Regions from separate parts of the Mus musculus genome. Here region 1 is linked to region 2. A link is a loop called in an ENCODE intact Hi-C map of the cell type or tissue named here. Cell type or tissue: heart. All regions are shown on one strand. Links, peaks and the distances in the headings refer to the core of each region. The heading gives the core; the rest is flanking DNA.

Evidence for each region. Peaks named below come from ENCODE experiments on the same cell type or tissue, not always from the same donor. Only the 100,000 strongest peaks of a DNase experiment are listed, where the experiment ranks them.
Region 1: a loop joins it to region 2, with 2.3 times the contacts of the local background. A loop is called at or near these places in 1 of 42 quality-filtered maps.

The regions. Positions count from the first base shown.
Region 1 is chr13:101,780,865-101,783,696 of GRCm38, forward strand. No RefSeq gene overlaps it. Among named protein-coding and RNA genes, the nearest start is that of Pik3r1, 14 kb to the left of the region's middle. In heart, for the core only: no CTCF peak of the experiment used is centred there; no DNase peak of the experiment used is centred there.
Region 2 is chr13:101,833,047-101,835,878 of GRCm38, forward strand. No RefSeq gene overlaps it. Among named protein-coding and RNA genes, the nearest start is that of Pik3r1, 66 kb to the left of the region's middle. In heart, for the core only: no CTCF peak of the experiment used is centred there; a DNase peak (open chromatin) is centred at 1,805.

The sequences.
Region 1 (2,832 bases), core at 218-2,717, 52 kb before region 2:
GCCAGGGACTTTAGGCAGCACAGCAGGAGAAGGATGGAGTTAAATGTAAATACAGGAAGGCTAAAGGAAGCGACCTCGGGCCTCTGCTGGGAACAGATACAGCTTTGTCCAGGCCAGCCCTTGGCAGGACTCTCTAGCCTGTATGGACTTTCACTGTCTCTCTGTGCTAATGTGGGTTGCCTACTGAGGACTCCACGATGGATTATTTTATACATTTTGGTCGTATATGTGTTTAATGGGTTTTTTTTCCCTGCCAATAAAATAAGTCAATTCAAGATGAATTTAAAGTAAAAAAGAGCAGGTTCATTTGTGGGCAGCTCTTGGATGATTTGACTGGTCCCCCAAAGCAGGACCGTGGTCTCGGTAGTTGGGAAAGAGAGGGTTCAAAGACCAGAGAGAGAAATCCCACTCTTAGGAATAGGATGGTGGGGAAACAGACTATTGATTGACCCGTGAGGGGTGGATCCAAGTCTATTCCATGAAGCTTACAAGGATCCTTTTAAACATACAAAATGAGACAAGTATTAGACATGTTAGCCTTACCGTTGCTTATAATCTGTACTGAACCCTACGTATTCACACCTCTGTGTCACAGTAGAAACTTGGGAAATGGTTTTGAGTTAAAAGCATGAACACTCTTTAAGGTGCGCTCAGGGAAGACAGAAACCTTCTGTGGAGCAGAAGGGCAAATGCTCACTTGCTCTTGGTTTCCAGTTCGACTCCAGGCCGTGAAAGAGGGCCTTCTTCCCTCTCCCCAGAAGGCAGGATGTGTATGGATCTATCACAATGAGAAGTATTTATTTATTTATTTATTTATTTATTTATTTATTTATTTAATTTTCAGCCATTGCCCACCCTTGTGCCCCCTCCCAGCTAGAAGACAACCAAAGGCAATTTAAAATCTTGACTTTGTGACTACTGATAACAGTGGAAAGCACTTCACCCGAGTTAGACTAATTATTTTATTATTTTATTTTATTTTATTTTATTTTATTTTATTTTATTTTATTTTATTTTATTTTTTGGAGACAGGGTTTCTCTGTATAGGCCTGGCTGTCCTGGAACTCACTTTGTAGACCAGGCTGTCCTCGAACTCAGAAATCTGCCTGCCTCTGCCTCCTGAGTGCTGGGATTAAAGGCGTGCGCCACCATGCCCGGCTAGACTAATAATTTATCAGAAGTCCATTGATTAATGCTAAAGCTCTAAACCTTGAAGTCTCAGTACAACAGTAGCATACTGAGGGAGAAGAATCGGAAGCAGTTTTTCATCGTTTTTATATACCTAAAATCAAGAATCACCATTTAAGCTTTCTCATCCTCCAAACTACGTGACTCGGATTTACCAACCTTAAAACGCTTTCTTAGATCTTCACACCATAGCTTTCATATCCTCAGACCTTATGTAAACTTTATACTTTTCCTATCCAGTTATTCACAAGACACAGGTGGTGGATGACTGGGAGCAGTCACTGTAAAGAGAGTTCCTTTAGTTAAAGGAATAGTAAAAAGTTACATTGGAACCTGTTTTCTGAGTCTGGTAATGAAGTAAACTGTGTCTAGACCTAGTAATGGTGGCTATAGGAGAGTGAACCCTGTTGCTTGATTTTTACACACGAGGAGAAGGCAGTTGGAACTTTGGTTTCTCTGCTGTTAAGCCGATCAGACGTTTTTTAGTTTAGTCTTCACACACATCAGAGACCTGAGAAGCATAAATGTCATCTGTGTAAGCAGGAAGTGCATTGCAGACCAACCTGCTTCTGCGTATATACAAATAACAGAGACTTACCACACTACTCTGACAATCTGTCGCCCAAGGCTCCTCTGTGGTAGATGGGACACCAGGCCCAGAAAATCTGACAGACTTTTCTGTGATGCAGGAATTTGGGGGAGGGGAGCTGTCCTACCTTTTTCTAGGTAAAGTGGGGCAATCAACTTCCCAGTGTCCTGCCTGTCCACAGTTTGCACAGTGTGCTCTCAGCTTGCCTCATGTAAAGCAAGTTTGAGGGGCCCATCTTGTTTTGAGGAGATTAGGGTTACTGTCAGGAGCTAGATGTCTATCACAGAAAGGATTTTTATTAAACATTTTAAATGTCATATTCTACAGATCTCTGAAGGGTTTGAGGATCTATCTAATGTTTATTTGGATGGACAAATTTTGCTTGATTCTAGTTGTCTATCCTAGGTTTAACCTTGAAAACATATGCAGGAAGATAAATAAGGTTTATTCCTGTAATGAATTACATGCATACTTAGCATGACTACAGCTATAGTTCTGAACACATTAAAGGACTGGATCATTTATAAGTGACTATTAACTTGTATTTCTTAATTATCATTAACAGTTTATAATAATTTAGTAGCTACCATAAGACTAGGAATTTGGGTTTAGCCCTTTCAGGCTTAAGCCTTGAATATCATGATTTTTGAATTGTAGTCCTTTTAATATCAAAATAAAACTTTTTTGTTTTTTGTTTTTTCAAGACAGGGTTTTCTGTGATAATAGTCCTGGCTGTCTTGGAACTTGCTCTGTAGGTGGGATGAGGTGCTGGACTCAAGAGATCTGCCTGCCTCTGCCTTTTTTCTCTCAATTGCTGGGACTAAGGGCATGTGTCACCATGCCCAGCTCAAAATAAAACTTTTTAATCATAGATAAGCTCCATAGGGAGACTAACAACTTTGCTGCTCCTGAAAATAGGCACAGTAAAGAAACCAAAATAGCCATTCTGTGGGGAAAAGGGTTATTCTAAATTGCAATGGCTGTCCAGAAGAAAAGGAGGCTTATAAGCCGGGGTAGGGCTTGTGAACAGGGACTTGGGGAGCCTTGTGGCCAGC
Region 2 (2,832 bases), core at 332-2,831:
CTCATAACTATGCCTGCTCCAGGTTCTACAAGGCCCGCCCATACTCCTGCACTTCTAGATGCTGTATCAAATGTAGCTCGTGGTCCAACATAGACATGGCTTGTACCTTTCATTCTTCTTTAGTTTTTTCCAAGTTTCTTTCTGACTTGGGAATCGCTGTTGTCATCATTCCAAAACTAGATGGACGATGCTTGAGATCCACAGTCACTTAAAGATAGTAAAAATCAACTTGGAAATAAAGTTGGTGGGACAGTATTTGAAGCTGTCATACCCCCTCTCTTGCATGAAGTGTAATACAAAGCTTTGGTGCCTGGCAGCTCTGACTTGCATTGTTGGCCAATGGCACCAACAGCCTGAACTAGAGCTTATGGTCTATTGACATGTTAATGTAACATCTGTATAATGAGGCTGGTACTATCCTATTCATATTACAAAGAAAATTTAATGTGAAAAAGCCTGATACACTAGGTTTTGTTTCCTACTTCTCATAGAGAGGTATCAATTAAATGATCACTTGACGTTTTTCATTGAGTACTATAATTATTGTTGTTTCTGTTTTCTAACTAAAAGAATATATATATATGTCTATAACTATATAATTTTCTAACTAAAAGTGTATATATATTTATTCATATATAAATATAAATACACAGTATATTTATATATGGATAAATATAAATATATAACAAATATAAACAAATACATATAATATATTTTGGTAACTAAAAGGATATACATCTATAAATCTATATTATATATTATATAAATATAGATTTATAATTATAAGCATATAATATATTATATATTAATGTATAAATTATTTTATGTTAACATTATATATTAAAATATAAGATAATGTAAAAATAATGAATAATTAAAATAAATAGAATATAAATAAATAAAGTAATATGATAACAACAGTAATTAATATATAATATATTTTATATATTATAAATATATGTATAATCCTTTTAGTTTATATATATATATACATATATATGCACATACATATATCCATATATATATATATATATATATATATATATATATACATATTATTATATATACTTTTGCTTTTAGTTAGGAAATAAAGCATTTCATTCATTGAGGACTTCCATTATATACAGGACTGTATCACCTAGCCTTTAAAATTCCTTTACTTTATATAATTTCCCATTGTCCCATGTTTTACCACAGGAAGTGGGGTGCTTATGGGGTTGTTTGGGAATAATCTGGAGAGGGGATAGGAATATGTGAAGCTCTAAGGATTCACCTACATGCTGGCACAAGAAATAATGAGCGTGTCACGGAAGAGGAAAAGAAGGTGAGAAGAAACTCAGAAACGTTGATAAACAGGAAGTATATATCATTTGCTCTTATCAAGTGAGGATAGATATTCTAACAAACAGAAAAATTCCTTAAGCACTGACTAGAGAGATACTCTTTCAGGCTTTGTGAAATAAAAAGGAAAAGCAAAATAACGAAGAATCTAAGTGTCCAAGTGCTGGTTAACCGAGAGTTGGCTCTACAAAGAACGAAAACATCTGTTGGCTTCTTTGAAGGAAAAACAATCCCGTTGGGTTTTTTACTGCAACAAATCCTGTTCTCAATTTTCTGGTTGGGAGTGATCCAGGAAAAAACTGACCTCTCCCATTCTGGTAATGAATTTCTATTCCCTTTTGAACTTTAAATATGTTAATTTAATCCCCAGATGGTCACCAAAAATATGTATTGTCAAACCCTCAATCTTGATGTATGCTCCAGAGCTAGTCCTACCCTGTTACTCCTTGCTCCGTTCCAAACTTAGAGCTCACCAAGGGGAAGATGGCCTGTTCTGGTCTAGTCCAGGCCTGCCTTTCCAGTGTTTACAAGAATTTTGCCCTTTTTGTCATGATGTCCCTTCACTGAGTGGAAGTGTTCCCAACTCTACAATTTCTGAGATTGGCTAGGAAGAGTCAGTGGAATGCTATCAAAACCACATCACATCTCATTTCTGGATTAGAAATCTCCAGCATTCGGAACACATTATCCTACAGTGAGTATCTCTCAACTAGGAAGCAAATTAGGTATGAGTTAATTCAAGTGCTTGCCTTCACAGGAACAAAGACGTGTAGTAAATTAACCTTAAAGCTAAGGGGCTGATATAATCCTAGGTATATGCAGAGGGATGAAAGCGTACAGATGAATTTGTGGCCTAATGTGATGCTGGCTCTTGTTCTCTCTCACTGTTTAGTGGTCAGAACAGACTATTTATAAGGTGGGAAGCCAGCTCTTTAACATTGGATTTGCTGCCATCTGCTATGTTCTGGGACCCACACAGAAGGAGGTTTAGAGCCTATAGGAGATTTGTTCCTGTCTCCAATATATTCCACACCCTGTCTCTAAAGCAATCCAAACCTTCTAGCTTGGAAGGGGATCGAAACAGCACATGCACAATTATTAGATGGATATCTAAGCATCAATTCAAGCATTTTATACAGAGTATGAACATCATGAGGGTGTGATGAATCTGTTCATGAAATTTGTGATCCACGATACAGTATGAGCTTTTGTGACAGGGTACCCATAAAGTAAGCCACAGACTTCCCACCCAGAAATGGATCCCTAAGAGCAGGTGAGACAAATCCACATTGCTGCAGCATAAAGATAGGCTGGCCACGGAGATTTGGTCCTGTTCTATGTCCAATAGTGATTTTCAGGTGTCTGTCTACATATTTGTTTTCTTTCTTGTTCTGCAAGCATTAGAACTGACCTATAATATTAATATATGGACAGGGTATTACTATAAAAAAGCCATTCGCATTATCATTAGGTATTTTCGATGCCAATAAT